Linked DNA regions of Homo sapiens: regions 2, 3 and 4 are each linked to region 1. A link is a contact called in ENCODE Hi-C or POLR2A ChIA-PET data. All regions are on one chromosome and are shown on one strand. The core of a region is the stretch at or near the end of the contact, and the rest is flanking DNA. Distances in the headings are between cores, read along the strand shown.

What was found. Hi-C counts contacts between places; a loop is a spot of excess contacts on that map. ChIA-PET counts read pairs that join two places held with the same protein, here RNA polymerase II (POLR2A). Pooled maps may share reads with other maps.
Region 2: a loop to region 1 is called in a map of heart left ventricle, with 6 times the contacts of the local background. The contact joins the promoter of SH3RF3 here to the promoter of SOWAHC in region 1. A Hi-C loop is called at or near these places in 3 of 168 maps with a recorded cell type or tissue (PC-9, chondrocyte and heart left ventricle) and 17 of 50 pooled maps. POLR2A ChIA-PET finds 5 or more read pairs at or near these places in 1 of 52 experiments (BJ).
Region 3: a map of CD14-positive monocyte shows a loop between it and region 1 (6-fold over the local background). The contact joins the enhancer-like site here to the promoter of SOWAHC in region 1. A Hi-C loop is called at or near these places in 1 of 168 maps with a recorded cell type or tissue (CD14-positive monocyte), 1 of 37 single-sample maps with no recorded cell type and 8 of 50 pooled maps. POLR2A ChIA-PET finds 5 or more read pairs at or near these places in 1 of 52 experiments (GM12878).
Region 4: a pooled map shows a loop between it and region 1 (3-fold over the local background). The contact joins the enhancer-like site here to the promoter of SOWAHC in region 1. A Hi-C loop is called at or near these places in 1 of 168 maps with a recorded cell type or tissue (sigmoid colon) and 6 of 50 pooled maps. POLR2A ChIA-PET finds 5 or more read pairs at or near these places in 2 of 52 experiments (PC-9 and naive thymus-derived CD4-positive, alpha-beta T cell).

What each region holds. Positions count from the first base shown.
Region 1 is chr2:109,611,564-109,617,837 of GRCh38, reverse strand. SOWAHC (sosondowah ankyrin repeat domain family member C) reads right to left here and starts at 3,474. Exons shown (of 1, transcript NM_023016.4): 1 at 1-3,474. The coding sequence starts at 3,348. The coding sequence ends at 1,771. SEPTIN10 (septin 10) reads left to right here and starts at 3,872. Exons shown (of 11, transcript NM_144710.5): 1 at 3,872-4,040. The coding sequence starts at 4,011. It also overlaps a transcript of RANBP2 not described here. RefSeq lists silencers at 3,421-3,590, 3,851-4,100, 4,131-4,220 and an enhancer at 4,073-4,982.
Region 2 is chr2:109,125,573-109,131,846 of GRCh38, reverse strand. It overlaps SH3RF3 (SH3 domain containing ring finger 3), which reads right to left and starts at 2,642. Exons shown (of 10, transcript NM_001099289.3): 1 at 1,734-2,642. The coding sequence starts at 2,306. It overlaps SH3RF3-AS1 (SH3RF3 antisense RNA 1), which reads left to right and starts at 1,728. Exons shown (of 1, transcript NR_029193.1): 1 at 1,728-4,520. It also overlaps a transcript of RANBP2 not described here. RefSeq lists silencers at 2,627-2,826, 2,857-2,906, 2,917-2,986, 3,367-3,426.
Region 3 is chr2:109,210,484-109,216,757 of GRCh38, reverse strand. All of the region lies in intron 1 of SH3RF3 (SH3 domain containing ring finger 3), which reads right to left. It also overlaps a transcript of RANBP2 not described here. Among named protein-coding and RNA genes, the nearest start is that of MIR4265, 72 kb to the right of the region's middle. RefSeq lists enhancers at 2,495-2,544, 2,585-2,634. Within about 2 kb of position 2,982, at least 7 of the 41 ENCODE cell types and tissues checked have a DNase peak (open chromatin) inside an H3K27ac peak, as active enhancers do; they include CD14-positive monocyte, where a contact is called at or near this core.
Region 4 is chr2:109,251,946-109,258,219 of GRCh38, reverse strand. All of the region lies in intron 1 of SH3RF3 (SH3 domain containing ring finger 3), which reads right to left. It also overlaps a transcript of RANBP2 not described here. Among named protein-coding and RNA genes, the nearest start is that of MIR4266, 59 kb to the left of the region's middle. RefSeq lists enhancers at 3,432-3,721, 5,017-5,146, 5,257-5,336. Within about 2 kb of position 2,444, at least 5 of the 41 ENCODE cell types and tissues checked have a DNase peak (open chromatin) inside an H3K27ac peak, as active enhancers do.

The sequences.
Region 1 (6,274 bases), core at 2,225-4,724:
CATGTTGGCCAGGCTGGTTTCAAACTCCTGGCCTCAAGTGATCCACCTGCCTCGGCCTCCCAAAGTGCTGGGATTACAGGCATGAGCCACCATGCCTGGCCTTTCATCCATCTTTAAACAAATTCAATGACCATCTAGAGACAGATGTGACCAAAGTGTTACAAATTTCTATGCATTTTCTATGAATTGCTCTGTGCAGTTCACACATGGGTTCATTCACCCCGCAGGCTGTGAACTTCCTTATCCTGTAGGCTGCAGGTACTTAGGTTTCAGCAACTACGCGACCCAAAAGACTAAAGGAGGACTTGTTTAAATTAGTCCCTCTCAAAAATTGTTTCCAATCTTATAACAAACAGATTTAATATGCTTGTGGGTTAAATTTTAAAGTAGTTATGAAGCCATTTACTCTAATATAAATGAATGAAATGTAATTAAGAACCATACTTAAACGAGTACTTAATTTTAATGAATGGTATTTTTCATTTATATACAAAGGAATAGCCAGCAGCATTTAAATATAGAAATAGTCCCATCTCTTCTCTATTCCCTTTTATAAAGTGCCATTTTAATTGGGTAGATTTACTACCCAGATTTTCAGTAACTACAGGATAGGTATCTAATTGTCAAGAAAAGCTTGGAAAATTAAGTTTAGCATTTTAAACATTTGTAAAACATTGCTACAAGTCATAGAGACTACCAATGTATTAAAATAAAAAGTGTACCTTACATAAGAATCATTAAGTTGGTTTAATAATTACTTCACAGAAACATGGGCTCATGAATACTTAGGCCAATTTGTGCTAATTATTTAAACCAGAAACAGTTTCTGTAGGTAATTCAGCTCTAAGCACCATTAAATAGGGTTATGCCAAATAGAACAATGGTTAAATAATCCTCAGAATAAACACCCCAGCAAATTCAAACTTTTAGAATAGTAACAAAAGTTAGTGAGAATCCGAAAGAGAGGCAACATTTTATTGAAAACTATCATAGGCTGCTAAGTGTTCTCTTTAAATAAAATTTTGTGTAGTTATTAATGTACCTTAACACTGGTGTACCTTAATAGTGGTGTTAGAGATAGGTGGAAACCATACTACAGAAGTGAATGTTGCCTGTTTCTTTTGTTCAGTGATTAAAACTGAAATTGCTTTTAAAAAAATAATTTAACTGCTACTTACAATACACATAAAATACCAAGAAGATTCCCATTTTATTCACATTATTCTCTAATTAGTATTTTTGCATTTCAACTTTGATCTGACCTTCAGTAGTACCTTAAAATGCAAATGCAATTAGTAAAAACGGGGCAGCCTGTCGTTTTCACACTTAGAAATACAATGTAGTTTCATTACAGTTTGCATTTTTTTGTTACTCTTGAAAGAGTAACCCCTTATAAAATCAGATACATAAAAACTGCATTATTCCTTACTTTGCAGGCATCCAGGAATGGTTAAAGCAAAGGAACTCTCATTCATTAATTCATTCATTCTGTTCCCCCAATTTAGATACATTTCTAGTCTCCAGAAACGGACTCCAGGGCAGGGAAGTGGAGGGCAGAGAAGAGGTACAGGTCAAGGTATGATGAATCTCTGAAAAAGACATCCACTTTTCCCAGAAGGCTAGCCTGAAGAGAACTCCGCCCCATCCATTCCGATCCCTCAAGTAAGAATGCATAATTTAGCTTGTCCTTCTGGTCTCACTTCCTTACAACACCTAGTATTCAATTTATTAAGACAAATAAACCTTTGCATTTTCTAAAAGAAGCAATTTTTACCCAAATACATTGGACTTTGGTCTCAATGTGAAGGGCGAGTGGCCTTTAACAGGTCGTTCCTCCCCCACTCCCTCCTCCCCCCTGCCCTCCAGCGGCTGCTCTGGGTCCCTGAAAGAGGGTGTGGTGTGGACGATCTGGGTTCTGAATCGGATTTTGTTGAGTCTGGGTTTTATACGTCCACTAGAGCTGCCCGAGGCTTTGCGCCCTGGATCCTTGGCTTTGCCTCCGACCCACCCCTCAGCCGAGTGGTGATGGTGGTGATGGTCCCCTCCATCTTCTAGGGCGTGTGAGAGTTTGTAGGTGATGAGATGCGAGGGAAGCACCTTTGAAAGCCTCCAGCGCCCGCCGCCGCTACCCGCGGCGCTTTCCCCGTCACCCTCGTCCAGGGCTCCCACCAGGTTCTTGATCTCCTCGGCGATGCTCCGACTCAGGTACTGGGAGGCCTTTTTCCCACTGTAGTCCCTGATGTCCACATCGGCGTCGTAGGCCCCCACCAGCAGCTTCACCACCTCCACGTGGCCGTGCATGGCTGCCAAGTGCAGGGCGGTGTAACCCCCGCTCGTCCTGGCGTCGATGTTCACCGGCAGCTGGTGTTTGTTGGCGAAGTTGACTAGCATGGCCAGAAGCTCCTGCCTGCCGTGCTTGGCGGCCCAGTGCAGGCAAGTGAAGCCGGTAATGAAGTCCCGCTTGACCAGCAGGCCGGGCTCGCAGGTGAGCAAGCCCTCCAGGCTGTCCCACTTGCCATCGGAGGCAGAGAGCATCCACGCGTGCTCCAGGGGGTCCAGCGTCACGGAGCCTCCGCCGCTGCTCTCCTCCTCCGCGGACGACGAGGCCACCGATGCGCTGTCTGAGTCGCCCCCGCCTCTGCCGCGTCCTCCCCCGGAGGAGCTGCCCGGGCTGCTGCCCCCGGGACACACGCTCCTCTTCAGCTGCGGGGAGCTGCCCATCACCAGGTCACGGAGGTTCTGGCGGGCCGGCCTCTGTGCGGTAGCCCCCACAAGGGAGCTGCCCCTGTCCGCCTCCTCGCAGCCATGTGGCGGGAGCTCCAGGTCCTCGCTGGGCCCCGGGGCTGGAGTCCGCGGTAGGGGCTGCACGTCGCGCCGCGAGTTCTTCCTGCGAGCCCCGGCGCTCAGGGGCGGCCAGTGCGCGGGGGCGGGGGGCTCTCCCTCGCCCAGCTCGCGGCCCTGTCCAGGGAGCGACTCCGGGGCCGCCGCGTCGGGGAGCCGATCGCGCGCCTCGGGCCCGGCAGGGCCGTCGGGGGCCTCGGGCTCGGCGGTCACCTGGATTCGCGGCGGGTCCCCGGAGGGCTCGGACGGCCCTTCACAGAACCTCTTCTTGAGGTGCACGTACTTGGCGCCGTCGGCGGGATCGACGCGCACAGTGGCCACGGCGTTCACCAGCTCCTTGAAGTGCGCGCGGGCGCGGGCGCGCTGCTCCGGTTCGCCGCCTAGGGCGCCCCTGAAGTGCTGCACCAGCTCGGCGTGCAGGGCCCGGCCCCCGCGCTCCGCCAGGAAGCGCAGCACCGCCTCGGGGCCCAGCGCCGCCTCGGGGCCCCACTCTGCCGGCCCCTCCATCCTCGACCGCGCTGCTCCCCCGCCAGCGGGCGGCTCAGCGCGGTCCCATAGCGACGGGCTCCCAGCGGCCGGCTCCCGACGGCGGCGGAGTCTGGCGGGCTCAGCGGGCTGCCAGCCTACGCGTCTGAGGCCAGAGGACTCGGCCACCGCCTCACTGGGCCGCGCCCGGGCGGACACGCCCCCCGCACCCCCGCCCCGCGCCCACGCCACCAGGCCACGCCCACTTCCGCTCCCCGCTGTCTCGGCCACACCTACCTAGGGCGGCCTCGCCTCAAGGCCCGCCCACTTCCGGCCTCGCGAGGGCCGCAATCACTGCTCCGCAGTTCCCGCCTGCATTCCTCGCGCCGTCTTCCTGGAGTCCCAGCTCTCCTTCAGCCCGCCCCAACGCTGACGCTCAGTCCTCAGGCGTCGAGGGTAGCTCCTGTGAGGGGCTCGCTTGGCGCAGGCAAAACGCTCAGCGCGCACCACAGGGCGTCCGCCCCAACCCCGCCCCCGGAGGCCTCCAGCTCGGCCCCGCCCCTGTCCCTTCCCCGTCGCGGAGGCAGCCTAGCCTCGCGCCCCGCCCGTTGCTTCTGCCCTCCGGCCTTCCCGCCGCCGTCGCCGGGACCAGCCGCTCGGGGCCGGGCTGATACAGCCGCTTCACCGTGCCCCTGCCCGCGACCATGGCCTCCTCCGAGGTGGCGCGGCACCTGGTGAGTCCCGCCGACGCCGGGGCCCCAGCCCCGCGCTCCCCGGCCCCCGCGGGACTTCCCGCCCTCGACCCACCGGCCCCCTGGTCCGGCCCGGGATTGTGACCCGCGCCCCCTCCGGCCCCGCCCGCCCAGTGCTCCCCGGCTTCCGCGGCGGCCGGGCGCCTGGGGCGGGAGAGGAGCCTCTGCGGAGCCTGGGCGCGGCCGGACCCCGGTTCGCGGGGCGCGGCGCCAGCGTCGGGACGGTGGGAGAGTTCTTGAACGACTTCCCGGTCTTTGCCAAAAGTTACATCCACAGCGGTGTTTGTGGGTCTCTTACGGCTATAACGGAGTTGAAGGCGCAGTGCGGACTGATTGAATAGCGGTCATCTTTTGCAGCCGTGAGCACTTCCGAGCCTCCCTGCCGCCGGGAGAAAGCCCGGCTCCCCTGGCTTTTCAAAAGCTCTCCCGTTTTATCCGATGGTGTGGTCGTCCAAGTTTTCCTCCATTGGGATTTTAAACCGTTTTTTTCCCGCCTTGACTCTTTTGTACTCTAAAAGAACGCGTTTGTTCACTGTTTTGAACCTTTCCAGTTACTTTTGTAGATTTATCTCGCTTGTTAGTAAGCCAGCGGTTTTCCAAGTGTGGTTACAACTATTTTCGTTAATAGTACCAAGGTCGTGTACATCGAGTTTTCCAAAGGCTACATGGTATGGAGTGATCTCACCGCCGTTTGGAGGCCCGATGCCTGTGTATTCTTAAAAACAAATTCTCCCTTTTAATTTTTGATAGTAAACATTGGTGGTTTTCATCTGTGTAAACAAAAGCTCTTTGGAGGCTGGAGACCAAAAAGTTTGAGAACCACTCTACTAAGCAACCTCCTACATGAGAAGTTTAAATTGTAGAAACAGTTCAGATTGCAGGCTGAGAGATTAGAGGATCCGTCCAAAGTGACACCGTTGGTTTGTTTTATAGAACCTGGACAAAGATTTTTCTCCCTGATTCAGCCCAGGTCTCTTTTCATTCTATCGCGTATTTTTTAAAAATCTCAAATTTTCTGTCTGGACCCCCTTGTCTCAGTTGCTGTGTTTGTGTGCATGTGTGAGTGAGGGAAAATTGAGGGGTCCTGGTGAGGAAAATGTGTTTTATAAATTCTTTGATTCATAGATTACGTATCCAAACAAGCTTGAGCAGAAGAGAACACTTCATTTAGCTGATGTTAGATTTATTTTTAATTGTACTTAATTTGCTTTGAGGCTAACTTTACTTATTTTCGAATTAAACTGTATTTTGCGTTAATTGTAGATTAATATGCAGTTGTAAGAAATAATACAGTATAGTGAGAACCCTGTACCCTTTATCCACCTTTCCACAATAAGATCTGGCAAACCCATAGTACGATATCACAACCAGCATATTGTCATTGATTGATACAGTGAAGATAAAGGATGTTCCCAGGACCAGGAGGATCCCTTAATGCCTTTTTATAACCACACACACTTCTTTCCTGCCCTGCCTCCTTCTTAACCCCAGACAATCAGTGATTCGTTTTTATTCTTATAATTTTGTCATTCCAAGACTTATATAATGGAATCACCCAGTTAGTAACCTTTTGAGATTGGATTTTTTTTTTTTCAACTCAGCAAAGTTCTGGAGATTCATCCAGGTTGTTGCATATATCTGCAGTTTGCTGGGGTAGTATTCCATGGTATGATTGTGCCACAGTTTGAAGGATATCTAGGTTGTTTTCAGTTGTTGGCTATTGGCAATAAAGCTGCTATAAACATTCATGTACAGTAACTCATAATGTAAGCATAAGTCTTCAGTTCTTTGGGATAGATGCCCAGGAATACAATTGTTGGGTCATATGGTAGTTGCATGCTTAGTTTTGTAAGAAACTGCCAGACTTTCTCAGAATGGCTGTATTATTTTGCATCCCTACCAGGAAAGTATGAGAGGTCCAGTTTCTGCACATCCTTACCAGCATTTGGTGGTGTCCTTATTTTTAATTTAGCCATTCTTATAGGTATATAGTGACACCTCATGGTGATTTTAACTTGGATTTCTCGTATTGTCACCCAGGCTAGAGTGCAGTGGTGCCAAGATGGCTCACTTCAACCTCAGCCTCAATCTCCTGGGCTCAAGCGATCCTCCTGCCTCAGCCACCCCAAGTAGCTAGGACTATAGGTGTGCACCACCACAGCCGGCTAAATTTTTGTATTTTTTGTAGAGGCAGGGGTGTGACCATGTTGCCCAGG
Region 2 (6,274 bases), core at 1,393-3,892, 490 kb after region 1:
GAAACATCCCAAAAACACAAAAAGTCATGAACATGACTATGCACCCATAAAGAAAGTCAACCAAGGGTCTCAACATATGGTGAGTAAAACATCAATTTCCTGCTAATACTAAATGTCACTACTAAAAAGTTCCAAGCTTCAACCCCTTTGACAAGTTCTAAAAGGTACTACAAATGCCACAGAATTCCCGGAGTGGCATCAAAGCTTCAGCCTGTCACATGTCAGAGGTTACCTCCTAACCTCCTGGTCAAACACAAAGTCCCCCAAGATAAACTGAGAGGACATCTGTAAACAGATGGTCATCAGAATGTCCCAGCGTTTTACTAGAAGCGGGGCTCCGAATATCACATAATTTATCAGAACAGAAGAAGGTAACCCACTTATTCTGCAAATAAAGATATTTAATTATAAATACCTTACATCAAAAACAGCAAGGCCAGGAAGGAAAAGTTTGAAAATTTCTAACGCAAGCATTTAGCTGGATTTAATCACAATTAAAACCAAAGAAAAAAATTCCCCTTCAGCAGTGCCCCCCAAGTGACCCCCAGTGACTATCCTTGACTGTCCCCATTCTTCCTGATCCATAGAAAAAAAAACCCATTGCAGCAAAGTATGGCATTTAACTCAAGCTCAACATCCAAGGGTTTAAGTTCCTAACCTTAACCTTAGAGATTTGCAGTACTGCCTAATCCAGGTGCTAGAATGTTCCCAGCATTTCAGGATTACACATAGTGGAAGGACTAGGCATCACCAACTCCTTAAATGGTCAAAAGTAGAGGAATAAAGTTGTGTTTCTAAAGCAAATGATTATTCCAATAGATAATGTATTTTTTTTAACATTTAAGTGCTTTTCTCCATTTAAAGAAATTAACAAAACCCGGGTCCTTTCTTTTCTCATTTAAACCAGCATCCCATGCCCTCTCTCCTGGTAACTGTTCACAAGGTGGCAAGGGTGTGTAATAAGAAGCTGTAAGAAGCTTTTAAAACCAAATCATTGAAGCCATCCAGAGAAGATCTTTCGTCTAAAACAGAAGCAGCGAAGGCCCTAAAATGCGGCTGTACCAAAAATAATAATAATAAATATAAATGACCCCCGTGGGAATGCAACCCTGCCTGGGAGCCCAGGAGAAGACCTTGGCTTCTGGTTAGACACTGCCAAGTCCAAAAGGGCTGGGTCAAAAGGCTCCTGGGGCCTCCAGATTAACTCCTTCCAGACTACTAGAAGCATTCCTCCAAACCCCAGTCCCACTCTGCCTTCTGCCCTCCCCTCCTTAGCCACACCGCAGGCAGGAGGCCCGCGGGCTTCCCAGAGCAGCCATCAGAGCCCTGTCAGAAACGTTAAGGGCTAACTTTTCTCTAGGCAGGCCCAGGGTGTGCAGAGGGAGTGTCTGGGGACCCAGAGGAAGAAGGTCCCCGTTTCTAGGGAGACGCAAGGGCGATGCTAAGTTTAAGAGGCAGGGTAACAAGTCCGGCCAAGGAATCGGGGGTGAGCGACGGGACAGGAAGGCGTGCCCACTCCACAGGAGGATGGGACACACGTGAACAAGCGGCGAGCTGCCCAGGGGCCGGATGCCGCCACCAAGCAAGCGAAGTTGGAGGAAGAGCAACAGCGGAGTGGGCCAACGCAGGACCACCCGTGGTCTCCTCCGCACCTCATCACTGCCCCCCACGCCCAAGCACCCACCCACACACTCCCACGTGCCGTGGCCACTTCCGCCGAGACAGATACTCACCTTTGCCGCCGGCGCGGTCCTGCTGGTCGCCAGCTCCCGCAGACTGCCGGCGGTGCTGCCCGCGGCCGCGGAGAGGAAAACCGGGGAACCCGGGGTGCTGCCTGCCGCGCCGCCCCCGCCGCCCGCGAGCGTGGGGGCCGCACTCTGGCCTGGGATGGGACGCGCGGGCGGGCTGCCGCCGGGGCTGGTGCCCGCGCGGGGCCGCTGACGGATGCCGTCCAGCAGTCGCACCAGCAAGATGTTGGCGGGCAGTTCGTCCACGCCGCAGCCCACCAGGATGCGGCACTCGGGGCAGCGCAGCTCGTGGCGCGAGCACACGATGCTCTCCAGGCAGCGGCGGCAGAAAGTGTGTTGGCATGGCAGCACCTTGGCCGTGGTGTCCAGGCGCTCCAGACACACGGAGCACTCCAGCAGGTCCAGCAGCGACGACTCGTCCATGTCCTCGCCCGCCCCCGCGGCGGTGGCCGCCGCCCGACGCCGCCGTCGCTCGCCTGGCCTGTCCTCGTCGCCCTCGCTCTGCGCAGCAGCGGCGGCCGCCTTGGATGCGCACAGCCAGGACGCTCCGAGCAGCATGGGGGAGGCGCCCGCAGCGGTCTCGCGCGGCTGCCTAGGTCCCGGGGCCGGCGTGGAGCCCGCCACCGGCAGCCAGCATCAGGACTGGGGAGCCGGGCTCCGCCGTGACTTTCTTCACCCCGGCTGGTGGCCCGATGCTAGGGCTGTGGCGGTGCGAAGTGGCTCACCGACCGGCCTGCGTGGCGGGGACCGGCCTGCGTGGCGGGGACCGGCCAGCCGAGCCCGCCCAGTCCTGAGCGCAGCGCCTGCGGCTGCGGGCTACACCTGTCCCGCCGCAAGTCCGCCCCGCGCGGGGGACCGGGGGTGCTGCCGGGCACGAAGCTCAACGGGTTCTGTGCTGCAAGCGGCGGCTCGCGCCTGGGAGACCAGCGGCAGGAAGTGCGGGCAGCGGCCGGCCAGGTCCCCGGGGAGGCCGGGGCGCGGCGTGCACGCTCCTCCGCGCAGCTGGCGAGCCGCACCGCCCCCGCGGCACCTCCATGCGCCCCTGGCCTGCTCGCTAGTCGCTGTCCTCCAGAGGATTCAGCAGGACCGTTCCTCTTCCTCGGCCGCGAGCACGTGCGCGGGGGTGCGCGCGGAGGTCACGGTCACTGCGGGGCTCAGGGAAGGAGGCGCCGTGCCTGCAGGACTTCCCTTCGCTTGGGCGCAAGCCGGCGATTAGCCTGGTCCCCTAGGACATCTCCAGGGCTCCGGGGAACCTCTCCTGCGCAGGCTTGGCCCTGCCTCCTCCAAGCGTCCGAGTCTTTTTCGGCTTTTCGTGAGCCTCAGAGAGGGACGTTTCCTGCCAACGCTGCTGCGAAGGAAAGTTTGGGCGGCGTTATCCCGACTGCCTTCCTCGCCAGCGCCGGCGAGCAGCTTGGGGACACAGCCGACGCCCGGGCATCCTCCCCGACGACCCCCCGGAGCGCTCCCAGTTCAGACTCCTTTCCGAGAAGCGCGCAGAAGTGACAGCCCCGGAGCTTCGTTCCGGTGTAGGTGTGGGGATGCGCCGCAAGGCAGGAGGGGAAGGCGCTCCAGTTGAAGGGGGCACCCCGGGGCCCGCGCCGACTCCTCCCGGCGCAGCCTTGGCTCGCCGGAGTCGCGGGTCGGAGGCTGGCGCCGCTGCCCGCCGACCAGCACCCTGGCGCCAGGCGCCCGGCTCCACGCCGCACCCTTGGCGACGCTGTGCGAGGGGCTCTAGCGCCCGCCGCGGCGCAGTCTCGTGAACCCCCGCTCCAATTTTTTCCTACGGAGGCGCAGAGGAGGGTGAATTCGCGCTCTCCTTCCCGACGCCCCGGCTTCTGGGAGCGTCAGAGCAACGGAAGTACGTACAGGAGGACCGAGAGCAGCAGGGAAGTTTGGCGGTGGGCTGGGGTCGGCGGCGAAGATTCCCTGCCGTGCGCTGCCCCCTCGTGGCCGCTTTGCGTTCCCGTCGGGAAGGGCTGGGTTCCAGTCCAGGGCCCAGCACAAACCAGGATTGGTTGGACGCTGCACAGCGAGTTCAGTCAGGGCTAACATCAGAAGAGTCGTGGGGGGCCTGCCTATCGGCCAGCCTGTCCTTGTGGTTTGTGAAGTTGTATGATCTTTCTGTTATTATTAAGGAAAAAAGTAGTATTTGTTGAGGCTAAAAGGCCAAGAGCGTGCTATATATTATTTAATCCTCTAAACAGCTCTGCCAGATAATTATTTTATTTATTTATATTTACTTCCATAGCTTTAGACAGGATCTCGTTCTGTCAGGCAGGCTAGAGCGCGGGGTGCTATCACGGCTCACTGCAGCCTCAAACTCTTGGGCTCAAGCCATCCTTTCACCTCAGCCTCCTGAATAGTTGAAACTACAGGTGCGCCACCACGCCTGGCTAAATTTTTAATTTAAATTTTTTGTAGCGACAGGGTCTCCTTATGTTGCCCAGGCTAGTCTCAAACTCCTGGGCTCAAGAGATCCTCCAACCTCATCTTCACAAAGTGCTGGGAGTACAGGCGCCAGCCACGGTGCCCAACCTGTGATAATTATTTTAAACTCATTTTACAAATGAGGAAAGTGATATTCATACTTGTAAAGCCATTGGGGCTGAATTTTCATTTTTGTATCCACAGAACTAACACATAAAGTTTACATGCCATTAGAATGTAAGCTCTCTGTAAGCTACAGATCTTTTCTACTGTAATATCCTTAGTGCCTAGGGCAGTGACTAGCATATAGTAGGTGTTCAATAAATATTTGTAGAATTAATGAAAGGATACGTCTCTCTTTCTCTCTCTCCCTCTCTCTCTCTCTCTCTCTCATCACCTACTGGTGATTTGAAGGCAGATCTTAGTATCTCAATTACACATATCCTGTGCTTATATCAGGATGCTAGTCCCTGGAAACTTTGCTTCTGATAGCAGCAGGTGGCTTTCTTAACCTGGATGTCTCTCAGCAATGTGGATTTCCATCTGTATGATTTACATCAGCGCCAACAACAGGGTGAGATGGAAAGCATCCCAGAGCTGCCTGGCTTCCCTTGAGGGCCGAAGGAAGGGCACACACCTCGCAGTGCATGGAAACATGTTCACATGAGCCACCTTTCACTCTTACCCTTGCTCAGGAACAAGGGGAATTTTTTAGAGCACCCAGGATGCTTGATCCAAGAGCAGATGGTAGACAAGGGGGAGCATAAAGAGGGGACCCATCAGGCACTGGAAGGGCTCACAGAGAGCAAGGACGGCCTGTGACGACATGCCCTGGTGCTTTTGGTTGCAAGCAACAGAAACCAACTCTAGGTAAATTTTAAAGGGAGCAGAATATACACTAATAATACGAGGCATCTCATAGGATCCCAGGCTAAGAGCTGAGCCAGATTAGCACAGATAGAGCCTGCAGTGTGTGTTGCTGTCCCTGTCTCTAGTTGATGACTCAACCCTTCACTTTCTTGCACCAGCTGCCTCTGCTTCCCAACCCACATGACAGAAAATGCGGTCAAATCTTCATGAGCCTTTCTTCCAACAACATCAGCCACTCCTGGAAGTTCTAAAACTCTATCACTAGTATGGACCAGTGGTCACTCTTTGGACCCGTGTGCCTTGGCCACAGGAGCAGGATCATCTGGAACCTGGCAGCACTCTCTGTAGTCACACAGGAGAAGTGAGAATTTCCAGAAGAATTGCCGTGCTGGGCAGTCAGAACCACAGATGCCCGTGCCAGAAGCTCACCGCCACATCTCTGCCCTCAGTACATCTTTATCTTGCACGACCCAAGACAGACAAGAGCAAGAGAGAGCCACTTAAGCCCACCTTTCCCAGCTTTCTTCTCTCTCCACTTTACCCCTTTTGCCCCTGCCATAACCAGCACCCACAGGACACACAGACTATGCACCCAGATGTCCACAGTGACTGGGCAGGGCATGAAATTAACGAAGCAGGGTGAACCCCAGGCAACAGGGCCTGGTGGGGACTGCAGTGAGCTTTGTCTGCACCCTTCAGAGGAAGTAGCTGCTGCCCAGCTCCAGCCCTGGGGGAATGACGACCAAATGTTGCTAGACCTTCATACCTTTCAAGAGAAGTTGGAAGTGCTGCTTTTTACATGACATCTCCTGATGTTCAACAGTTGGCAACCGATTTAGTTCTCAAAAACCACCATATTAGCCAAACAAAATAAATGTGTGGTCAAATTGGCCTACAGACCGCCAGTTTACAATTTCTGGTTGAAGTAGCCAAGTACACTGTGCTACAGCGTGAGGGAATTTGAGGGTGTGAACTAAATAGTTGAAGTATTACAAATACAGTCTTATGTTACTCGGTTAAATTTGCACATGTTCAATAAGCCAATTATATAAGTAAATAATTGAGAAGACCTGGCTTTACAGCCATTCCTAAAAAGATCTGGGGATTTCAGTTGACCACAAGCATTGTATGAGCCAACATGAGTCATCTATGTACTATGGCTGACTAGAGAAGTAACGAAATCTTCGGATGCCTTCATGAAAGTTAAGGTGGGGGGTGGTCAGGGTTTG
Region 3 (6,274 bases), core at 1,733-4,232, 400 kb after region 1:
TGTATGCCAATTTAAATCAGGTCCTAGCAAATGATCAGACAAGCATGTGACCCCACAGTTTCACCCTGCCTTGGGCACTGGCTAGAGAGGGCAGGAGGTTCCAGTGAGCATGCAGGGTGGGCACCCATCAGCCTACAGAGCATGGCTGGCCATCTCACCTTCAGGAAACGCTCTGCCCCACCTCAGGCTTCGGGCTGTGTGTTCTCTGCTGACTTTCTGTATCACAGAAGCAAGGCACTTAAGCTTTGCGGCCAGGTGGGCGTGCACTGCCACTTCTCCATGGATAAGCCCTGCACCGCCCTCAAGTGACCAACTCCCCTGGACTCAGGTTCCTCCTCTGCAAAGTGGATCTCACCGTTTTAACACAGAGGGTGGTTTTGGAGCTAAATAAATGATATGCTGTGAGGTGTGGAAACACTGTCCTCAAGGTGGGATCACTAAGCTGAGAATGCTATTTCCTTTAATCCCCTTCCCTTTAAGTCAGGGCTAGAGCTGGCCAGAGAGAAAGTAGTTAGGACCTGGAAGCAGGCAGGGAGGCAACAGTAGATGCAATGATGGGCAGGTGCCTAGTGGATCCCAGTTCACTCTCTCTCCCGACTCACTCCCCACCGATGCTGAGCTGGGAACCAGACCTCACGATGTCCCCCGGGTTCCTCCTCCAGCAGCTGACAGGCTCCGTTCTTCAGACTGACTGCTTGGCTGTCTTACCTGTTCCTGCCCCAGCTCCCCCATGAATGGGTGCAGTCATGGCCATGGGAAAATTCTAGACTTGGAAGTTAACAAGCCATGGGACATGGGCACCCAGCTCACGTGGCCGCTGGCACGGTAGAAGCCCAGTTCCACATTCGCAGCTCTGTGTGGACCCCACTCTGTATGCCGGTTCCTCGGGACTCCTAACATCTGCTTCCATGTCAGAAGAAAGAAAAGGAACAAACTCGTGCAACCTGAACACAGGGCAAATCCCAGCTCATCCCTCCATCCTTAGATGTACAACTGTGCAGCGATGTCCCCCATTAGATGTCCTAGCAGTGGCAGTTCACAGGGTGAGTCACACGGTCTGGGTGTAGGATTCCAGAAGCAGCAGCTTCTCAGTAAAATCGTAGGTGAGAGCCCAGCACCCTTCCTGGCATCCAGAGTCACCGAGGAAGAACTCTACCCAGAGAGGCACTCATCACAGGCAAAAAACTACATCAGACAGGGGCTCTCCCGAGAGGAACCCACATAGAAGCAGGAGTGCACTCCGAGTACACACTGCTGAAATCAGGGCCCGGCTACCTCCCACCCCTGTTCTGATGGTGTAAAGTGGCTTGAGGAGGGGTCAGCTAGCTTGAGTATTTTACAAAGCATCTGAGTTCACTGATCTTTATCAACGTACCTTCTCCAGAATGCACCCTCCCTTCTCTGGTGTTAAATCAACTCTCCTGATTTTAATCACAAAACAATTGTATAATGAAGACTTATTCTCTCTTTACCCATGACCCAAAGTGGCCTTCTCCCCTACCCTCCAGTTTCCTCTGCCCGTGACATTAGTAAGGGGGCAGGGACCATGAGGGGAGGTTACAGACTTCTTATTCCATAATTGAGCAATGCTCAGAGAGAGAGAAACACAGAAAGACACGTAGATGCTTAACACGGTCAATTGTGATGTGTATGGAGGTTAGTCGTCCCACTGAAGGTTTAACGCTGCTCATTTTTTCCATGGACAGCTTTACTGGTTAGAAGTACAAAAGCTGTTTTCTCAGATTATTTGAGATCTTACTCTGCCTCCACCAAGATGTGTGAGCTCAGCGACGTGCCCCTTCTCTCCTCAGCTCACTACAGCTGGTGCAGAGCTCCTGGGCTGTGGTGTCAGTGCCTACCACCCTCCAAGTCTCAGATCTCCCAAAACACTGCTGTCCGCGTCACCCCCAGCAGCCCTTGGAACTCAGTCTCCAATATACATAGATCTTGCTCCCCTTTAGGGGTGAGGACGCAAGTCCAGAGGGGTGAAGCCACAGGCTCAAGGCCACACAGCTAAATGTCACCAGAGTTGCAGCTGGAGTGGAGCCCATCTTCTGATTGTCCTGTCCACGGGACAGAGAGAGCCCACAGATGCCAGCAAGAGTGTCAGGCAGAGACGTTCTTCCAGGGCTGTTCAGATGTCCTCCTCAAAAAGGATTCCTGTTTGGCTGTCTTTCAATCATCCCCCTTTTGTTTCATGTCAATGAAATTTCTTAGTCCTTGTCTCACAGGTCTTCTACGCCAGGGCCTGGCTGGCTTGGGCTCCACTCCTTTTTTTTTTTTTCTCTTTTCTATGACTCTTTTTTTTTAATACTTTAAGTTCTAGGGTACATGTACACAGTGTGCAGGTTTGTTACACAAGAACTCTCTACACAGCACACGTGGCCCCGGCCTCCTGCTGCCCCCACAGCCCCAAGGCCCCTCCTCTGCCAGGGTAGCAATGCTCCCAGGAGAATAAGGCAAGCCCTTCTGCCCCAGCTTTTGGGGCCACTCCCTTTGGGTGATCTTATCTCTTGTGGTTTTACCCATAAACCACATGCTGACAGCTTTATTTCCAGTCACTTCCAGTCTGCGTCTTAGCCTCACCTCCAACAGCCTGCTGAGGCCCCTACCTAGACGCAGCATGGGGGCACCCGGCACACCCAAGACAATTGGCAGAAACACCCCTTCCTCCTCGCCGTCCAGTGACCACTGCCTGCCCTCCATTTCCTCCAACCAGAACTGCAGGGCTGGTCTCAGAGCTCCTCCCTCCCCTGCCCGCCACGTCCACCCAATCCACAGGTCTTTTGCAGGGACTGCTCCAGGCCTCTGAGGGCAGTCACTGAGTCAGCTTCCTCCACACTCTGACACCAGTGTCCCGGGAGGCTTTGCCTCATGGGCTTGGGTTACTTCAGTGACCTCAGAACGACCCACGGGCTGTAACCCTGCCCTTCCAGCCCATCCACCACACCACACCACACCCTATCACACCACACCACAGTGAGACCACGTCACGTTCCTATTTAAAACCATCCCCACGTTCCCCACTCAAGGTAAAGGATAAAGGCCAGGCTCTGACACGTGACAGATGAAGCCATCTTGACCTGACCTTAGTATGCCTGTGTAGACACACAGTTTGCTGCCCTGACATGGCTCAAAGGTGCCTGCTGTGTTGGACACAGCTGGTGTCCACCCAATGCCCCCATCTTCCTTGCTTTAAGAGCCCAGCCCCCTGTTAGGTGATAGAGGCTTCAGATGGCAGATATGCCCTTCTCCAGGCTCCCTGCAGATCCTGGGGCCACGTCCTCACCAGTGAGATATAAGGGGAAGTGTCCTGGATGCTTCTGGGAACACTTTCTTCCCTAATAAAATGAGGGAGGTTTGAGGAGCCCTGGTCCGTCCCTCCTGTCACCCAGCAGTTATCACTGGAGGACAAGATGCCCGGGCTGCGTTTGGCGTACACATAGCCTTATGCTATGGACACACCAGGGTGTGGAAGGGCAAAGAGGGAGGAAGAGCCATGTCCTGAGTACATCACTGAGCTCAGAAGCAGCCCTGGGACCACCTACTTCCAGAGTTCTTGCCAAGGAAGAGAATAAGCAACCGCGCCCATGTGGTTTAAACCCAGTTTAAAAACTGGGTGTTCATGACTTGCAGCCCAGAGCACCCAAAGTGATGCAACTGCTTGACTGTGCTTTCAGATTCCTCCGAGCCTTCCCAGGACTGCATCCTCCACCTGCTCAGAGTGCACTCCTACCCTGCTGCCGACACCTGCACACCGCTCAGCACAGGGCTTCCCTGGGATGTGTGGGCAGCATCTGTCTTTTCATCATCCACTATATTCCAATCATCTTTCTCCCCCACCCAACAGAAGTTCCATAAAGCCAAGACTGTGTCTGATCCACCCTTGTTCTTCCAGTGCCCAGCCTGGTATGGCACCTACCCCACACCAGCTCACCAGGAGGTCTAACTCCTCCAGCAGGGAAATACCAGGGGCAGAGGGAACTGACGGGTGGGGGAGAAGGCTGCTTTGGGCCACGGGCAAAGAGAGAATGGGTCTTTATTATACAACAATTAGTTCTGTGATTACAATCAGGTGAGTCCATTTAACACAAGAAAAGGGAGGTTGCTATCTGGAGAAGAAACATTGACAAAGATCAATGAACCCAAAAGATCTGTCAAATGTGTGGGTCAGCCGACTTCTCCTCAAGCCACTCCACTTGATCTCATTTCTCCAGCCAGCTGGGCAAAGCTACCTCAAGCCAACCTCCCTGGAGCTGTCGGAAAGCCTCACAATGCAGTCAGGATGGTTGCTAACAAATTCATTTTGAGACTTTTGTATTGTTTTTCCTTGTCAGGATTCTAAATGAAATACTGTCCAAGTTGGGATTTATAGTCACGTATAACCAGCCAAAGCAGTCCCCTACTTTCCCGACAACATGGTCAGACTCTAATTGAAAACTGCCCCTCCTCCATAGCGAGCCAACTGACTTCCTTCAGCCTTTTCTGGGCAGCCTCATTTCATGGAGTTGGAGGGAAGTGAGGAGTCAAGAAGAGGAGGAAGAAAATCCCAGATCAGACACCAGTGGCTGGTACCCTGACAAGTCATCCAGAAGCCAAACAAAACCACAGCCACCCAGAGGCTCGATTCGGACCATTGCCCGGCAAGCCGCACCAACCACCCATTCACCAGCTTACATTCCAAGTTTCGCTATCTCCCTGGAATTCCGCAAAGCCCACCAGTTACACCAATGCAGGTGCTCAATCAGTCATTTATTGAATTCAGTGGCATTCACATTCAGGTTTCTAGAAAGAGGTAACAGAAATGTGGGAAGGGGCTGGGTGCGGTGTCTCACACCTGTAATCCCAGCACTTTGGGAGGCCGAGGAGGGCGGATCACCTGTGGTCCAGAGTTTGAAACCAGCCTGGCCAACATGGGGAAACCCTGTCTCTCCTAAAAATACAAAAAATAGCTGGGCATGGTGAATGCCTGTAATCCCAGCTACTCAGGGAGGCTGAGGCAGGAGAACTGCTTAAACCCAGCAGGCGGAGGTTGAAGTGAGCCAAGATTGCACCATTGCACTCCACCCTGGGTGACAGAGCGAGACTCCATCTCAAAAAAAAAAAAAAGAAAGAAATGCAGGAAGGGCCGAAGGGCTCATGTGCATCTGTCTGTCTAATGCTCCCCACTGCTGTGCTCTCCAGCACGTAGCTGCCTGCTCTGTGACAGCCCCGGAGCTTGCTGATCCGCTCCTACTGGATACCTGGAAGACTGGGCTCCCCCTCCACCGCAGTTGCGCCCATCTGCATTCTTCTCAGACACGGCCCCTACTCCTTCCGCTCCATGCTTCTTACCTCGCCAGGGCTTCCCTGCTGTTTATAACACCTCCTGATTTAGCATCTTCTGTGAATTTCATTAAATTGCTGTTTACTGTTGCCTCCAGCATTATTAATAAAGATGTTAAACAAAATCCAGGCTTGTAACCAATGCCTTGCTGCAAATGGCAGGACATCCCCTCACCACCTAGCCAGCTGCCATTTATCAGGGTTGCCTCCTTGCCTTTTATCCCAGCCAAGGAGCAGCCCCCACCTGCTTTCAGGTCAGCAGGGCTCACTTCTCCTTTAATTGTGCTTAATTCTGCAAGTAACGTTTTCTCCAGAGGCCCCATAGACACACATAAATGGGCATATTAACCAAAAAGGTGTGCTCCCTACCAGACAGAGCAGAACAGACTCAACTGAAGAGCTGTCATCAACCCGTGTGCCAGGAGGAAGAAGGAACTGAGCAGAGCGGGTGTGCACCCCATCCATCCCCAAACCCAGCCCACTGGGAGGCTCTGACAGGAAAGGACAGCAGCAATTCCACCACGTGTCAAGTGGGGTTGTGTTTTCCTTCACAATTAAAATAAAGATTTCTCACCTAGGTTGTAAATAGATTTTTAAATTTAAAAAGCTACATTTTGTAGTGACTCATGCTTTAGAAATAGGTCGTGCTTGCCAGAGAAGCAGTCGACTAATTCACAGCATTTCTCCCTTTCCTCCCTGCCTACACCCAGAGAGAACCCCGGGAGGAAAACCCAACCTCCTTCCTGGGCCTCCCACCTGGAGTAAGCTCATCAGACCCCACCTCTCCCCTTACTCCAGGCCCCACCAGGCCCAGGCACTTCCCTGAGCTGGACACAATCCACACCTGCAGAGCCACCTGCTTAGGCCATTTGCCCTGAGCTCTTGAAAGCCCCAGATGTCCCATCTCATTGTCTGGTTGGTGTTACTCCAGCCACTGTCTCCCTGGGAT
Region 4 (6,274 bases), core at 1,195-3,694, 360 kb after region 1:
GGAAACCTGGCCACTAGGCATTATTAAGGTAAGTTTACTCTTTCGTAAGCCTCGTTGATGGGGTAAAAGTCTTACCAGCTACCAGTTGCTTGGTGTTTCCAATGTCTGGGCCGGTTAAGCTCCAGATCAGAAAGTCTGCCTGGTAGCCCAGGGATGGCAGGGCTGTGAGGGTCAGCAAATAAGAAAGTGTACATGTGTGCACAGGTATGTGGGTATGTGTGTGCACATGTGGTGACAATCAAGCAGGGAAAGAAATGCTAGAATGGTGAACACAAAAGGCAAGCTGGTCTAATTCATTCTGAGCCCAGGACAGCCCTGGCCCTGGTGTCAGAGAAGCAGTGTGCTCTGTCTGTGTTTACTGTGACTCACTGGGAAAGTGGGGTTTCCAAAAAAGCCTCCACTTAAACAGGCTGGCTGTCTCCTGTCCGTAAAACATACATTTTCAGCCCTTGTTTCTGCACTTGGGGCCCCTTGGTTTTTTTGGACACTGAGACAGGGAGCTCTAACTGTCTACTTCAGGAAACAGGTAATGAACGTGTCAGTGGCTTCCCTGAAGCGCAAACCAAGGCACTCAGAAGGAAAGTCTTCTTCATGGGATGGGTGGCAGGCAGAGTCTATCCTGCTCCAGTGGTCAAGGGAAGAAAGTAACTCCTCACTCACCACGAACTTGGGCCACAGTTTCCTAGCTGACAACCTCCCAGCCAGACTCTTGGTGTGCCCTTCACAGACTTCAGGGCAGCTGCTATTTACAAGAAAGCCATGGGGCTTCTTCCTCCCTCCCTCCGTCCCTTCCTCCCTTCCTTCCCTCCTTCCCTTCCTCTCCCTCCTTCCCTTCCTCTCCCTCCCTCCCTCTCCTTCTTTCATTCCCTCCTCAATTCCTTTCTTTCCTTCATTCCTCCTTCCCTCTTCCTTAAGCCCACATCACTTAAAAGCAGAAACAGCTGACTTTGTACCTCCTGGCCACAGAACGAACAACATGACTTGATGCTGCCTCTCCAAGAAGGACTTACCGTCATGTCCACATGAGCAAGAGAAGCTCCTGCCCCAGTGGGCACTTTTCCAGGATGCTGAGTGAATGTCGGCTGCAGAGTGGACATGAGGGATTCAGTGGCTTTCGGGCTGCCTAGACACAGCCACTGAAATACACGGTGCCCCTACATGACATTCAAATGCCATACAGTGCAAGTCCAGGGCAGCAATGTGACCCGTGCCTGGTCACAGGCTGTCTGAGAGCAGAGGCGGAATAACTCCCTCCAGCATGAAGAGCTGCTAGTCCTCCACACATCTCCATCCACCACCGTTCATGAAAAACACATAAAAATGCCATTCAATTAGGTAGAGGCTGATGGTTAGTCTCCGGGACAATGGAAGACAAGGGACACCCCCACCTGTCACCCGGCACTGCCACCTAAGAGACCCTGAAATAAAAATCCCACTTCACTGTTTTCTCCAGTGATTCATTCATCAATAGCTCGATGTATTCCCTTTCCCTGATTAAAAGTTAACTCCACACAAGGAAGATGAGAAAAGAAAGATTGAGAAAACAAAACTTAGACCACGAAGACTAGGGAAAAAGTAATAAAAATTGTGGCACAATCCCATTGGCAAATCCCCTCGAAGCTCTCAGGCCAGTGCACCTAGCAAAAGGGCTTCTGTGCCCTTTACACACTAGCCCCTCAAAGCTCCAGGAGTGGACTGAACCTGGGCCTTGGTAAGTGTTTGTGACTGATCTCAAATCTCCCCTGTTTCCATGAGAGAGCACTCGTCTCCCTGTTTCAGTCAATGGTAAGTCTGAAACATCTCCTTCCTTGCAGGGGAGGACATCGCATTGCCGCTCATATCCCTAATGACACACTGTCAACTGACAAGCCCAGAGCACCTTCCAAGCTCGCCCCAGGACTACGTCACAGCGTCAACTTCCCCCACTCCCAGTAATACGCTCAACCAGGCCCAAGTGAAACAATGCGCGACCTGTCCATGGCAGGCTCTCCAACTGTGGGGTCTTCCTTGTCTACCTTTCACCTCCACTCAGGGGACAGGACTCAGTGAGGGCCTCCGCCAGGTGCTGGGTCACAGCGGCCAGAAGCACGGGCCTGGCCTCTCCCTCCAGACTTTGCAGGCTCATGGGAATGCCAAGTATTAATATGAAGCACATACAGGCTTACATTTGTGAGGAGGAAAAAGAGGACAGTAAGAGAGTATGTACATTTACATACAAGCACACACAGGGAATCTTCCTCAGGGGACAGGTGCATCCTATTCACTAAGCAAGAAAACACTTCCTCTTCCCCTTCCTTTCAAAGGCCTTGATCTGCAGGACAGAAGCAGGGAGAATGAAAAGGGCAAAAAGGAAAACTAATTTAACTGTCTTCTCTTTCTGAAAACTCGGCCTATTAAAAGCACAAACAGTCGGCAGGGCGGTTTCATTTCCTTGTCTTCATTAAATCAGGAAGCTGAGATTCAGCAGAGATTCTGGCCCTAGAAGTAGCTTATCGGAAATGACCATGAATTATCACCCCAGTGTCCTCCACATGTTTTCTGGTAAGTAGTTTCTTTACTTAACTGAGAAGGTTGTTCCCAACAGTTCTCAAAAGGTGTTCAAATTCCCAAGCCTACCTCATAAAACATTTTCATAATTATAGAGGTGATAGCAACCTTGGTGAGAACAACTATCAAGATGATTTTGATGGGGTTATTTGCTAATTTTGCCTCTTCTGTGAATAAAGATACCCAGTCGGCTGACTAATACGAACCCCAGTCCAACCCTGAATGTGTCCACAACCCCACAGACCTTCATACTGATCATTGAGAACAACCCAGACATTCCCTGGTGGTGGTAAAGTTAACCGAATAAAGCACTTCTCCAATGCTCTGTATTCTTAGAGTAGCTTTACTCAAGTTTCACCGGTGGGTGGTATGGGGTCTGCTGGAAGCCCAGTGTGACAGTGTGACCCATTCACTGGGAGATACTTCCAACCTAGATGCACTATTCCGAAGCCCCAACAGGTTGCCTAAATTGATTAGGAAAGTGAAATGCCACACACACAAAGCAAGAGTTGCACACGTGCACATGTACACACACAGACACACACACACAAACACTAATCTTTAACCTCCCACCACCATGACACGGGTACCACCTTGTGTCTTTTAGCCTTAGGAGGACTGCAGGCTTGTACAGTGTTGGAGCCATCCCTGTTCTTTCCAGATACAAATGATCTAATGGAGTAACCTAACCTGAACCACAGAGCCCCACATAGGTGTTCAATATCCTTCCAGAGCATTTTTCTAGCTTTTGAGACCAGAGTGGGTCACATGGAGCGTACTGTCTCGCTGAGCCCACCCGTGAGAATTCGGACATCCACAGAGAGCAGATACTGCCCTGGCGAGGCAGTGCCTCCAGCCTAGAAGTACCCATCTGTTGGCTTAACTGGAGCGCTCATGGGGCACTGTCCCGAGCCACTAAAGTCCCGGCAATGAGAGGCTCCTCTCATGGGAGCGGCTGGCACAGAAAGAGACAACCACACACCAACATTAGGGGGTACAGCTGAGACAGCAGGAAGTGAAACCCAGCAGAAGACAAAGAAACTATTTGACCAACCTTCTCACGGGGTCATGGGAATAGTCATGGTTTCTTCACATGTGCCTCAAGTTTTAATCAGCATCTACAATGTTGTATTGCCAGACCCAGGTACATCAGCTCAGTGTCAGAGGCAAAGCTGAACGAGGCTGGTAACATTTACATGCAATGTGTCAGGCCCTATTCTAAGTACTTTACAGCATTAATCCATTTAACCTCCCCAACAGTCCAATGAGGAATGTGCTGCCCCCATTTTACAGATGGGGAAACTGAGGCACAGAGAGGCCAACTTGCACAGGATTATACAGGTAGAAAATTATGGCACTGACTCCTTGGTCTGCACTCTAAGCCACTATGCTGCTGCGTGCTAAAAACTCTAGAAAAACATATTGATTGTCCTCAGGTCAGACATCCAAAGGTCTGGAGTGGAGTGAAGAAGTCTATAAAATGCTAACAGAAGAAAAATGTGATTTTCTTCATGTTTTCCTCTAAGAGTCCTTGCTAGAGGGGTTGGTGAGGCAGTCATGCTGGCTGCCACTAGCCCAGGGAAATTCTCATGTGGGTCAGAAAAAGCACCCCTTCAAGACAAATCTAGGATAAATGTGATGTGAATGGTGCCTGGCCCCTGAGTTGTATGATGTATAACCTACACATCTCAGGGGCCAGGCCCCATTCCCAATACATTTGACAGCCTTAAGAGCTGTGGAAGGGGAATTAAAGACTTCCATGCTTTTAGAAAGAAGAAAATGCAGTTCAAGAAAAAATACTCATACATTACTTTCTGGTTTCTGCTCCCTGAACAATTATTTTCTTAAATTACAAATTATAAATCTTTGTGTGTCAACCTATATAGCAATCTTTGCATCTAAATCAAAGAGAAATCATGGTCTCCACTTGGCCTGGTGCTTTAATAACCACCTGTTCTATTATATGTTCTATTTTCCAGACAGCCAAATTCCTTTCCAAATGACCCAGATACAACCATTTTTATCAAAATTCTAAGCACAGCCCCAAGCACAGGCTAAACCGAAAGACTGTTAAATTAGTCAGAATAAGAATTTGCTGCCTCAACATCTTAGATCCAGCATGAAAATCATGGACACAAGTGGTATTTCTGTTGCCTGGATTAGAAAACAAATAGCAAGCCTGGGAAACATGAGAGCTGGGCAGCAAAAAATGCCCTCACCAGCCCACCCGGAAAGCAGCGCCCACGTCCTGAAACCACATGGACACAGCCTATCCTGGGGCCTCTTCTTTGTAAACACTTCTGCCTCCCAAGGAAATAAACTAATCAAAGCACCTTAATCAAATTTAAAGGCTAGGCCGGGCGCAGTGGCTCATGCCTGCAATCCCAGCACTTTGGGAGGCTGAGGCAGGCGGATCACTTCAGGTCAGGAGTTCAAGACCAGCCTTGTGAAACCCCATCTCTACTAAAAATACAAAAACTAGCCAGGCATGGTGGCACGTAGCTGTAATCCCAGCTACTCAGAAGGCTGAGGCAGGAGAATCACTTGAACTCGTGAGGTGGAGGTTGCAGTGACCTGAGATCGCACCACTGCACTCCAGCCTGGGCAACAGAGCAAGACTCTAGCTCTTAAATAAAAAAAAAGAAAAAAAAAGTAAAGGCTACACATGTGGGTCTACATTTAAACTGATGGATTTTGCTTTTTGAGGTTCAAGAAGAATAGGGTGATTGACTACAGTCAGTCCCCTACTTACGATGGGCTGACTTAGGATTTTTCTACTTTATGATGGTACAATACAATACCCAAACTGTACTTCACATACCTATATAACCAGTGTTTTTCACTTTCAAGACAGTATTAGGTAAATGACACAGATATTCAACACTTTATTATACAACAGGCTTTGTGTTACATGATTCAGCCCAACTGTAGGCTGATTACATTAGCCAGCCTAATGTATATTGTTCTGAGTACATTTAAAGTAGGCTAGGCTGAGCTATGAGGTTCTGTAGGTTTGGTGTATTACATGCGTTTTCAACTTATGATACTTCCAACTATTGATGGGTTTATCAGGACATAATCCATCTTAACTCATTCTGTCATTCTAGTTTGCCTGAAATATCCCTGGTTTTAGCACTGAGAGTCCCACATCCCAAGAAACTCCTCAGTCCCAGGAACACCAGGACGGCTGATCAACCCATGATAAAGCTAAAACTGAAGGCCTGTAAAAAGACAAAGCTTATAAAACAAGCCTGAGGAAGCAGTTTCAGAAGTAAACATTAAGTTCAGAAAATTTTGAGAGTTTGCATCCAACTATTCCTCTAAAAATAAACCCGGCTTCTGTTGAACAATGTAAACTTTCTAAATTAAGCCTAAAACATCTTTTTAAATTATAATGTTGAAAGTTTTTTTTTTTTTTCTCCTCTGAGACAGGGTCTCACTGTGTCACCTGGGCTGGAGCGCAGTGGTGCAATCTTGGTTCACTGCAACCTCTGCCTCCCAGGCTTAAGCAATCCATCCTCCAACCTCAGCCTCCTGAGTAGCTGAGACTATAGGCCTGTGACACCCCACTCAGCTATTTGTATTTTTTGTAGAGATGGCATCTCTATATGTTGCCCAGGCTGATCTCTAACTCCTTAGCTCAAGTGATCCATCCTCCTACCTTGGCCTCCCAAAGTGGTGGGATTATAGTCGTGAGCCATTGTGTTCAGTAAAAGTTTTATCTTGT